2 separate regions of the Homo sapiens genome follow, and region 1 is linked to region 2. A link is an interaction called in ENCODE POLR2A ChIA-PET data of the cell type or tissue named here. Cell type or tissue: IMR-90. All regions are shown on one strand. Each heading gives the region's core, and the rest is flanking DNA. Links, peaks and the distances in the headings are about the cores only.

Evidence for each region. Peaks named below come from ENCODE experiments on the same cell type or tissue, not always from the same donor. Only the 100,000 strongest peaks of a DNase experiment are listed, where the experiment ranks them.
Region 1: POLR2A ChIA-PET joins it to region 2 with 5 read pairs; 1 of 35 experiments calls an interaction of 5 or more read pairs at or near these places.

The regions. Positions count from the first base shown.
Region 1 is chr15:48,446,028-48,450,123 of GRCh38, reverse strand. It overlaps FBN1 (fibrillin 1), which reads left to right. Exons shown (of 66, transcript NM_000138.5): 46 at 1,231-1,356; 47 at 3,302-3,418. Among named protein-coding and RNA genes, the nearest start is that of DUT-AS1, 120 kb to the right of the region's middle. In IMR-90, for the core only: no CTCF peak of the experiment used is centred there; DNase peaks (open chromatin) are centred at 183 and 2,293; H3K27ac peaks cover 219 bases.
Region 2 is chr15:50,162,178-50,170,268 of GRCh38, reverse strand. It overlaps a transcript of ATP8B4 not described here. Among named protein-coding and RNA genes, the nearest start is that of SLC27A2, 16 kb to the left of the region's middle. In IMR-90, for the core only: no CTCF peak of the experiment used is centred there; a DNase peak (open chromatin) is centred at 3,878; H3K27ac peaks cover 675 bases.

The DNA of each region.
Region 1 (4,096 bases), core at 97-4,096, 1.7 Mb after region 2:
TTCATTTTCTCAAAAGGGAATAATCATAATTTGTTAAATAGCATTTCTGCATAGGCTAGTAGTAGTTCCTAAGCTGCTCTATTTCAATTTCCCCTCATAATGATATACTCCACTTCACTTGGAACTTCTAAATGGTATGATGATTCATCTACTAAATAGGAGATAACCATAACAGTGGCATCCCGGACACATGAAATGGAGGAGATGTCCATGATTCTGGCACAGGGAGGGTTGCTGTGTGCAGCAAAAAGTGTCCATTCATGATTACTGTGTTCTGAGTAGACATTGCAGGCAAACGGCAAGTCTGGATTATTTAACTAAGAGCGAAATGCCATCTGCCCTACAGCATCTGCAGCAAAGATGACACTCCATTTGCTTTCTTCTGTGACAGTAGGAAAATCAGAATGGCACAGTGCTCTTCAAAGTACATTTACTCTAAACATAGAGCTTTAAAAAATTAGAGACGTAAGTTGGCATATAATTATGTCATATGTGAATTCATGCATTAAATTCTGCCCCTCAGATAATCAGATTTCAGGAAAGCAACAAAGATTCAGTTGATGATAAATATAATTTAGAACTTAAAGACTGGCAGAAGCAAGATGAGAGGGCTTCCTTTTGAATGGATGAGAGTAAAAAGAAAGAGACAGTGTTCAGGTTGTCACATGCTAAAAGGAGCCCTGTGTAGACGTGAATACTTGGTGAAGATGGAACAAAAAGTTACAGGCATAAGACAAAACAAAGAGATGCAACTTGAACAAGCAGCCATGTAGGTTGTCCATCAAGAAAAACTTAATCTTAGTCATAGGATTTGACTTTGATATAAATTTACAAAGGAAGCCATGAACTATCCATGACTTAAGGCACCAAATCTTAACTAGACAAAATACTTCAATTAATTCCACAGTCTGTGGTGCTGCGTAGGCCGATAATCAAACAGAAAATCCTCCCGGCTTGAATCCCCCCATTTTACTTCTAAGTTTTCTCATCTTTCAGAATATTTTTTGATTACTTACCCTTATTTTTTATTGTGTCAAGTATTGTTAACATACTCTGACTATGCCTGGTAAATGAGAGTAAGTTTTAATCCATTTTGATGCAAAAATAAATATATCTGTTTCACTAACTTAGTTTAGAGCTAGGATTACTCCTGAGAATGATAGCTAGAAGTAAGTTATTCAATTATATTTTGTCTTCTAAGTTCTCACTTAAGATGCTTCTTATTTACAGATCGTAATGAATGTCAAGAAATCCCCAATATATGCAGTCATGGGCAGTGCATTGACACAGTTGGAAGCTTTTATTGCCTTTGCCACACTGGTTTTAAAACAAATGATGACCAAACCATGTGCTTGGGTAAGTATGCAATTATTATTATTTTTTTCATATGCTGTTGAAAGCTTCATTTGATTCTAAATATGGATAAAATTTAATACTAAGTCTTTTAGTAGTATTTTTGCTATATACAAAATAAAAACACAGACAGATATGCAGCAGTGATATCCTATTTAATCTTTGGCAATCTGAACATGATAAACCTCTTCCTTTGTTATTCATTTGGCTGTCAGTTTAGAAAAAATTGACTAAGGGGTAAATTGAAAAAGATATTAATACAAAAATATTAATGTTAATAGGCTATTATTCATATGTAATATTGATGTGGATTTTCTTTTGAGTTTTTGAGTGTGAGATGACCATTTTTTTGGAAGGGTTTATAGTGTGTACCAGATTCTCAAAGGCAAATTTATAAATCCTACAAAGGCAAAGAAAAGTTAATCATTTTTCTAGAGGAAAAAGAGCTCAGGATTTTAAATCTCTTTCCTGATTTCTCTATTATCAGGATGCTGATTTAGAATAAACTTCAGTGTGTAATGAATCATTTTCTTCTTTTCCTTCCTTTATTTTTCTACTTTAAAGCAATACCATTAAGTCTTTTTGGGACATTAAGAACATAAATCAGATTCACAGCTGAAAGAACAATTAATATAGTAATGTTTAAGTCCTTGACTTTGGCTATGACTGGGTTCATCCATTTGGGAACATTTCTCATAAAGTTGTATCTTCTCCAGAGTAATGACAAGAGCACTGACAGCCCTACTCATCACTGGGCAGCTAACCTGTGTAAAAGCTATGATGATCCTGCCCAACTTTCTTTCTACATCTCTCATCTGAATTTTCTGGAGCCCCCTAACATAGAACCTTCCCAACCAAAGAACTTCACCAGTTTGGCTAAAAATGAATCAAGGCAAAAATTCTTGATTACTAGCAATGACTCATCTGGGTGTAGTCTTCAACCACAGACACACATTAGAGTCCCTTTGGGTTAGCAATAGCTTCCTGATTCAGGAATCACAGATCATTTATCTTCATGTCCAAAATGTGAAAAGAAAGGGAATCCTAGCTCTAATCATTACATTTTGCTATTCTCCGTTGTTACCTTCCACTCTCTCTCTCTCTCATTTCATCCTTGTCCCTCTTCATGGTGCCTCATTCTTTCAAACCAGCAGTAACAACTTTCTTTCATTAAATTTTTTATTACTTCCTCCTTAATATAATGTGCATCTACTCTTTATAAGAAATATGCTAGCTGCTGTGATGAGATGCAAAGACATATAAGATGTCAGAGTAGCTTTACAAAATCATCAGAGAAAAGTACGGACCAATCAAAAGGCGAATAAGAATGCAAGCATGTATGAAAAGAACAAATTAAGTGCCATCTCTTTGGGGTAGTTTAGAAAAGTGAGAGAAGTCATCATTGGTGGAAGTTGTTCTATGTTTTTATGGGTGTAGGGAAAAAGGAAAAGTTGTCTGAAATGACAGGTGAGCTAGAAAGCTGAGTTATTTTGTTGCTGATTGTGGGGTAATGCCAGGTGAGTCACTGCTTTTTGGTAAACTGGAGTGAGAATCTTGAAGGTTGAAGTTTGCCAAAGGTGGCAACACCTCAAGACCCAGATGCACACAGAGTTTTTTCCATTTTCAAGTGAAAATATTTGAGAAAAGTGGCAAGGGTGGAGAATTCTAGAAGTAAATAGAATAAAATAATTCTTGTTCAGGTCTCATGTCCTTAGCTTGCCTCCTTTCACTGGCCAGCCAAGGAAACCATTTATTCCCAAGATTTAGAGCTTTGCCGCTGCCTGGTATCTTGCAGGGATGACTGCTGCTGGAGCTGATACCAACATCAAGAAGTTCTCAGCCTATGGATGAGGCCTGGTGAACCCTAAAATGCTCTTTAGCCACTGTAACCGTGTAACCACTTTTTCTACTTATAATTATGTTTCTTTATGGCCTTTCTTCCTACTAGACATAAATGAATGTGAAAGAGATGCCTGTGGGAATGGAACTTGCCGGAACACAATTGGTTCCTTCAACTGCCGCTGCAATCATGGTTTCATCCTTTCTCACAACAATGACTGTATAGGTGCGTGTGCAAAATTGTGCATCAGCAAAGGAAGTCAGTTTTATATGTGTTCTTTGTAATTAGCATCATCTCTAGTGTTCCAGCTGTCTTTTAAAAATGTATGCTATCTTATGCATAACAATTGGTTATGGGACTTGTCAAATACAATGTGCTCAACATGAAATATATTACAGAAGTCTCCCCTTATCCGTGAGGGATACATTCTGAGACCCCCAGCAGATGCCTGAAACCACAGATAGTACTGAACCCTCTATATACCATGTTTTTTCCTACACATACATACCTAAAGTTTAATTTATAAATTAGGCATGGTAATAGATTAACATCAATAACTAATAAGAAAATAGAACAATTATAACAGTATACTGTAATAAAAGTTATATGACTGTACTTTCTTGTGCACTGTCTCTCTCTCTCTCAAAATATTTTATTGTACTATACTCACCTATTTTTGGGTAGCAGCTGACCTTGGATAACTGAACCCCCAGAAAGCAAAACCATAGATAAGAGGGAACCACTGTAACTATATCCATTACTTTTATTAAAATGCTTATTAGCAGCTATAATTTTTATGTCTACTTTGCTGTAAATTAAATAAATTTCAAAATAAATGGAATTAGATTAAGCCAAAAAATTTTTAAATATACAAAAGTGATTCTTTGTATAGAAATTATATGA
Region 2 (8,091 bases), core at 2,090-6,089:
TCACAGCTCTTAGGATTCTTTTCTTCATCTTTGTATAACCTGATCACTGTGCCTAGGTGAAGATCTTTTTGTGATGAATTTCCCAGGTGTTCTTTGTGCTTCTCATATTTACATGTCTAGGTCTCTAACAAGGCTGGGGAAGTTTTCCTCAATTATTCCCCCAAATATATTTTCCAGGCTTTTAGAATTCTCTTCTTCCTCAGGTACACTGATGAGTTTTAGGTTTGGTCATTTAACATAATCCCAGACTCTTGGAGGCTTTGTTTATATTGTCTTAATCTTTTTCTTTTTCTTTGTTGTATTGGGTTAATTCGAAGACCATGTCTTTGAGCTCTGAATTTCTTTTTCTTTCTTGTTCACTTCTATTGCTGAGACTTTCCAGAGCATTTCACATTTCTAAAAGTATGTCCAAACTTTCCTGAATATTTGATTGTTTTTTCTTTAAGCTATCTATTTCTATAAATAATTCTCCCTTCACTTCTTGTATCATTTTTTGAATTTCCATGCATTGGGCTTTGTCTTTCTCTGGTCCCTCCCAGATTAGCTTAATAACTAACCTCCTGAATTATTTTTCAGGCAAATCAGGGATTTCTTCTTGGTTTGGATTCATTGCTGGTGAACTAGTGTGATCTTTTGGGGATGTTGACGAGCCTTGGTTTGTCATATTACCAGGGTTGGTTTTCTGATTCCTTCTCATTTGGGTAGGCTCTGTCAGAGGGAAGGTCTAGGGCTGAAGGGTGTTGTTCAGAATTTTTTGTCCCACAGGGTGTTCCCTTGATATAGTACTCTCCCCTTTTCCTATGGATGTGGCTCCTGTGAGCTGAACTGCAGTGATTGTTTTCTGTCTTCTGGGTCTCACCACCCAGTGAGTCTACCTGACTCCGGGCTGGTACTGGTGGTTGTCCACACAGAGTCCTGTGATGTGAACCGTCTATGGGTCTCTCAGCCGTGAATACCAGCACCTGTTCTAGTGGAGGTGGTGGAGGCTGCAATGGACTCCATGAGTGTCCTTAGCTTTGGTGGTTTAGTACTCTATTTTTGTGCTGGTTGGCGTTTTGCCAGGAGGTGGCACTTTCCAGGAAGCATCAGCTGTAGTAGTGTGGAGACGGACTGGTGGTGGGCAGGGCCCTAGAACTCCCAAGATTATAGGCCGTTTTTCTTCCACTACCAGAGTGGATAGGGAAGGACCATCAGATGGGGGTGGGGCTAGGCCTGTCTGAGCTCAGACTCTCCTTGGGCGGGTCTTGCTGTGGCTGCTGTTGAGGATGGGGGTGAGATTCCCAGGTCACTGAAGCTGTGTACCTAAGAGGATTATGGCTGCCTCTGCTGAGTCATGCAGGTTGTCAGGGAAGTCGGGGAAAGCCAGCAGTCACAGGCCTTACCCAGCTCCCAGGCCACCTGAAGGGCTGGTCTCACTCCCACCATACCCCACCAACGGCCCCAAGTCTGTTTCCAGGAGGAGGGCGAGAGGGGCTTGAAAAGTTGCCTGAGGCTTTCCACCTACCAGCTGCAAGAGAAAAGGGCTTTAGTCCTTCCCTGACCTGTGAAGTCTACATGCCTGTTTCGTGCCCTCCTCTTGAGTTCTGGCCAGGAGGCTTTTCACTCCATTCAAATTGTCACAAAGTTTAACTAGAGAATTCCTTCTCCCTGTGGACTTTTACCCCCTGCTCCTCTGTTCACCCTCCTGATGGATCTCTTTGGTGTCAGGCAGGAATGGGCTGCTTGAGGGCCCAGCGAGCTCCCAGGGCCTTTCTGCTGCTTTCTCTACCCCTGTATTTCACTCGGCTCTCCAAATTGACTCAGCTTCAAGTAACCTCGGAAACCTCTTCCACAAACAGACCTTCAGCTTCTGCAGTGGGGGTGTGTGTTTGAGAGAGGAGGGTCTACCTTTCCCACTTCTGCAGTTGGGGCACTCACAGTATTTGTGGTGTCTCTGTGGTCCTGCAGGAGCAGTCTACTTCCTTCAGAGGGTCTGTGGGTCCTCTTGGGATTGTTGGTTTGTTCTTGCAGTCGCTCTGGAGCTAAAATTCGCAATGCGAGCCTTCGCATGCTGCTCTGTTGGGAGCTCCCAGTCACAATGTACTCTTCATTCCCGAATGTGTTGGTTAATTCTTTACTACTTAGGTCCTTTACTTCTTTGTTTCCTTCTCTTGTAATATCTTTTCTTCTTATTCAATTCTTAAATGTAAGTTTCCTAGCATTATGTCTTCTACTTCAGCTTTTTATTGTTTTTCTATCTAGTTGATCTCATTTATTCCTATGGAATTGAGTGCCACCTGTATGCTGAGGAATTGTAAATATTCAGCCCAAATATGTCTGCTGAGTTCTAGATCTGATTTAATTATGGCCTACCGAGCACCTCCAGATGAATCCATTCCTTTATTTACTCACATATTAATGTATTCATTTGCTGTTTATTTAAAGTATACTATGTACAGATTACTTCACATTGAAGCATGTGGGACAAACATTATTCCCATTTTTTGGTAAGGGAATTGAAACTCAGGGAGATTAACCAACTTGCTTAAAGCCACACACAGCAAGTCAATTGTGAAGCAAGGACTATAACCCAAATTTTCTGATTCCTAGTTAAGTGCTGATATGCTAAGTGTAGTGGATCAAATGTGTCTCGCGCTGCCCTCCAAAAAAAGATGTGTATACCCAGAGCCTGTGAATGTGACATTATTTGAAAAAATGTGTTTTTGCAGATATCATTAAGCTAAGGATCTTGAGACAGGATCATTCTGGGTTAGGCTGGGCCCTAAATTCAATGACAGATGTCCTTAGAAGAGAAAAGAGACAGAGAAGAGAAGGCAATGAGAAGATGGAGGCAGAGATTGAAGTGCTATTTCTACAAGCCAAGGAATGTCAAAAGTTGCTAGCAGGCACTAAAAGGTATGAGAGAGGCCTGGAATGGATTCTCCCTCAGAGTGTTCAGAAGGAATCAACTCTGCTGACACCTTGACTTTGGACTTTTGTCCTCCAGAACTGTGAGACAATAAATTTCTGTTGTTTTAAGACATCAAGTTTATGGTGATTTGTTACAGTAGCCCTAGGAAACTAATATGCTAAACCACATTGTGTTTCAAATAAATTGGGATTTTGACTTCAAAACTAGGATGCACAATGGTGAAAAAAAGTCCAGTAGTTGACAAAATAGAAAAAAGTACAAGGACCTAAAGTAGGCTGTAACTATTTCACTGAAACAGTGAGAATCCTCATGTAATTGGCCTCATGGTGAGTAAAATTGTGATCTGGGAATTAAACATTTCCATGGAGTTCAGGGTCAGCTTGTTGACCCAGAATCTCAAATTAACGGATCACTTACTGTTGTGGTAATTCAGCTTTTTTCTATTGCTGTTTTGTTGATCCTGCCACAAATTTCACCCTCAGTACTATGAAACATTCCAACCCCCAACCCCCCATGCATGGATTCTGCGTAATCAGGTGTTCTATTGGCTTATGGCATGTGATTACCTCCTTCTCCCTGCAAATCTTTCTGCTTTGGCTCCCTGTAGACTCAACTGTGTTCCCAGTTTTCTAGGTCATATTCTTGAGATAACAAATCTGGTAGCCCAGACAATCACCCACATACATGATTGTGTAGAATGCTGAGGTTTCTGTCCAGCCATTAGACTATTGTACTCAAGTAAGATGCATGGTCCTGGTCCAGTCAGCTGTGTGCATTCCTGGAGGTGGATGGAAGTGGAAATAGGGAAGGTAGTTGGGTTTCCTTATTCAAAACATCGTCACTATAAATAAGGCACTCACCAGTAGAGGGTTGGCAGTTTCCCTCTACAGGAGCTTATTTCCTGCTTTGTTAAGATATTATTCTCTCTGATGACTACATACAGCAGTCATGAATAGCTACTTTCTATTGCTAATGAATTATGATGTAATTTAGTGCTTACTTGTGTGGCAAGATTATATCTTGAAGAATTTATGGAGATTCAAATTTTTGTCTGATGACATTTTCCTCCTGCTGGAGGAATTTCCCCTAACATTTCTTGTACTGGAGATCTGCTGGCAATTAATTTTTTCATCTTTGTTTTCTGATAAAGTCTTTATCTTTCATTTTTGAATAGTATTTTCACTGAGTATAGAATTCTATGATAGGTTTTATTCTTTGGTACTTTCAAGATATCACTCTATTGTCTTGTGACTTACAGAGTTTCAGACTGCTGTAATTCTTATATTTGTTCTTTATTCCTGATTGTTTTCAAGATTTTCCCTTTATCTAATTTTCAGCAGTTAGATGAGGTGTGTGTGTGTGTGTGTGTGTGTGTGTGTGTGTGTGTTCTCTGGGATTCTCTGAGCTTTCAGATCTATGGTTTGATATCTTTTATATCTTTGGAAAAATTTGGGGTCATTATCTTTTCAAATTTTTTATCTGTTCTGTTATCTCTCTTCTCTCTCTTTGACTCCAGTTTGTGTTGAGTCATTTGATATTGCTCAACAGTTTTTACATGAACATTTTTTATTTGCTTTTTTCTTTCTGTGTTTCAATTTTGATAATTTTAAACCTACATTCAATTGACTGAGATTTCCACCTCAGCTTTGATAACTAACTCTAAGTAATTCTTCATTTATGATATTGTGCTTCTTTACTTCCAGAATTTCCATATGACCCCCCTTTTTATTTTTACCATTTCATCTCTGTTGATGTTTCCTCATCTTCTCACACATGTTGTTGACTTTTTCAACTAGATCCTTTAAAAACTTTTTTATTTAGGGGGAGGAGATAGAGCAAGATGACCAAAGAGAAGCCTCCAGTGATTGCCCCCACCATCCCCCACCAGGAACACCAAATTGAGCAGCTATCCACACAAAAGAAACATGTTCATAAGAAAAACAAAAAAACCAGGTGAGTGAACACAGTACCTCACTGTGTTTTAACATCATATTAACGGAAGAGGGGCTGGTCGTGGTGGCTCATGCCTATAATCCCAGCACTTTGGGAGGCTGAGGCGGGCAGATCACTGGAGGTCAAGAGTTCGAGACCAGCCTAGCCAACAGGGTAAAACCCCATCTCTACTAAAAATACAAAAATTAGCTGGGGGCTGTGGTGGTGGGTACCTGTAATCCCAGCTACTTGAGAGGCTGAGGCAGGAGAATTGCTTGAACCTGGGAGACAGAGGTTTCAGTAAGCCAAGATCGTTCCGCTGGACTTCAGCATGGGTAACAGAGCGAGACTCCATCTCCCCAAAAAAAAAGAAAAAAAAAGGAAAGAGGTATTGAAGAGGGTAGGAAAGACACTCTTGAAACTCTTGAATTGCCTACACAACCCTTCCCAAATACCCTGGCAGAAGCCTTATGGCATGGAGAAAGAGTCTATGTGCTTGGGAGGAGAGCACAGTGATTGTAGGACTTTGCATTGGAACTCAGGACTGTCCTTTCACAATGGAAAGCAACATTTGACAGAATTCAGCTGCTGCCCATGAAGAGAGTGTTAAGACCAGCCATAGCCAGAGGTGAATCTCCCATCTCAATGGTCAGAGTCTGAGTTCTGGAAGCCCGTCACCATGGGCTAAAGTGATGTAGAGTCCTAAATAAACTTGAAAGGTCATCTAGACCACAGGGACTGCAATTCCTGGACAAGTCCTGGTACTGTCCTGGGCTTAGAGCCAGTGGACTTTGGGTACACATGACCTGGTGAGACACCAGCTGGAGCAGCCAAGGGAGTACTTGCTTCATCCCTCCCTCAACCCCAGGCAGTACAGTAGAGAGATTGTTTGAGGAGAGAAGAGGGGAGAGTAAAGAAGACTTCATCTTACCAGCTCAGCCACAGTGAAATAAGACACAGGCAGGGACCTGAGGTCCCCATTCTAGGCCCTAGCTCCCAGATGACACTTCTAGACATGCTCTGGGCCAGAAGAGAATTGATACCTTGAAGGGAAAAATCTCATCTTGGCAGGATTCATCACCTGAGACTAAAGAGCCCTAGGTCCCTGAATAAACAGCAGTGGTAGCCAGACGGTATTTGCTGTGGGCCTTGGGTGAGACTCAGAAATATGTTGGCTTCAGGTGTAACCCAACACATTCCCCTGTGGTGGCTACAGAGAGAGACTCATTCTGTTTGAGGGAAAAAATGTGATGAGTAAAGGGAGCTTTGTCTTGTAGCTTGAGTACCAGCTCAGCCACAGTGGGGATAGAGCGCCAAGCAGGCTCCTGGGGTCCCTGACTCCAGGCATTGGCTCCTGAACAACATTCTTGGACCTGCCCTGGGCCACAGGGGAGCCCACTGCCCAGAAGAGAGACTCAGGCCTGGCAGCATTCACCACAAGCTGACTGAGGAGCCCTTGGACCTTGAGAGAACACTGGAAGTAGCCAGGCAGTACTTTCCATGAGCCTGAGACAGTGGTGGCCATGGGGAGAGACTCTTCTGCTTAAGAAAAGGGGAAGGAAGAAGGGGAAGGACTTTGTCTTGCAGCTTGGGTGCCAGCTCAACCATGGTAGAATAGAGTACCAAGTAGATTTCTAAGGTTCCTGACTTTAGGTCCTGGTTCCTGAACAGCATCTTGACCCACTGAGGGCTAGGGGGATCTTGTAGCCCTGAAAGGAAAGATACAAGCAAGGCTGGATTCACCATCTGCTGATTGTAGAGCCCTTCAGCCTTCAGTAAACATAAGCAATAGCCAGGCAGTTGTCACCATAGGCCTTGGGTGACACCCAGTGCTGTGCTGGCTTTGGGACCAACCCAGTTCAGTCTCTGTGGTGGTGGCCACTGGGGTGCTTGTGTCACCTTTCACTCAGCTACAGGCAACTCAGCTGAGTGAGACAAACTCCATTTGTTTGGGGAAAAGTAAAGAAATAGAACAAGTGTATCTGCCTGGTAATCTAGGGGATCTCCTAAATCTTACCAAGACCACCAAGGCAGTATCTGTATGAGTCTGCAAGAGTCACAACGTTACTGGGCTTGGGGTGCCCCCAATGCAGATATAGCTGCAGTTACCAAAGACTTAGATCACAATACCCAAGTGCCTTGGAATACTTGGAAAGCCTTCCCAAGAAGGACAGGTACAAACAAATCCAGGCCATGAAGACTACAATAAATACCTAACTCTTCAATGCCTAGTCACTGACAAACTCCACAAGCATCTGAAACATCCAGAAAAATGACCACATCAAATGAACTTAATAAGGCACTAGTGACCGACCCTGGAGAGATGGAGATATGTGACCTTTCAGACAGAAAAGACAAAATAACTGTTTTGAGAAACCTTAATGGAATTCAAGATAACACAGGGAAGGAATTCAGAATCCTATCAGATAAATTTTAACAAAGAGATTGAAATGATTAAAAAGAAGCAGAAATTTTGAATCTGAAAAATGCAATTGACATACTGAAGAATACATCAGAGTCTCTTAACAGCAGACTTGATCAAGCAGAATAAAGAATTAGTTAGCTTGAAGGCAGGCAATTTGAAAATACACAGAGGAAACAAGAAAAAAAACAAAAAAGAGGCCGGGCGCGGTGGCTCACGCCTGTAATTCCAGCACTTTGGGAAGCAGAGGCGGGTGGATCATGAGGTCAGGAGATCGAGACCATCCTGGCTAACACAGTGAAACCCCGCCTCTACTAAAAATACAAAAAATTAGCCGGGCGTGGTGGCGGGCGCCTGTAGTCCCAGCTACTTGGGAGGCTGAGGCAGGAGAATGGCGTGAACCTGGGAGGCGGAGCTTGCAGTGAGCTGAGATCGCGCCACTGCACTCCAGCCTGGGCGACAGAGCGAGACTCCATCTAAAAAAGAAAAAAACAAAAAAGAATAAAACTTGCCTATAAGATATAGAAAATAGCCTCAAAAGGGCAAATCTAAGAGTCATTGGTCTCAAAGAGGAGATAGAGAGATTGTACTGGAATGTTTATTCAAGGGAGAAATAACAGAAAAATTTCCGTATTTGGGGAAATATATTAATAAAGTATAAGTAGATATTAATAAAGTATATATATAAATAAAGATATTAATAAAGTATAAGAAGGTTATAGAACACCAAGCAGATTTAACTCAGAGAAGACTACCTCAAGGCATGTAATAATCAGACTTCAAAGGTCAAGGATAAAGAAAGGATCCTAAAAGCAGCAAGAGAAAA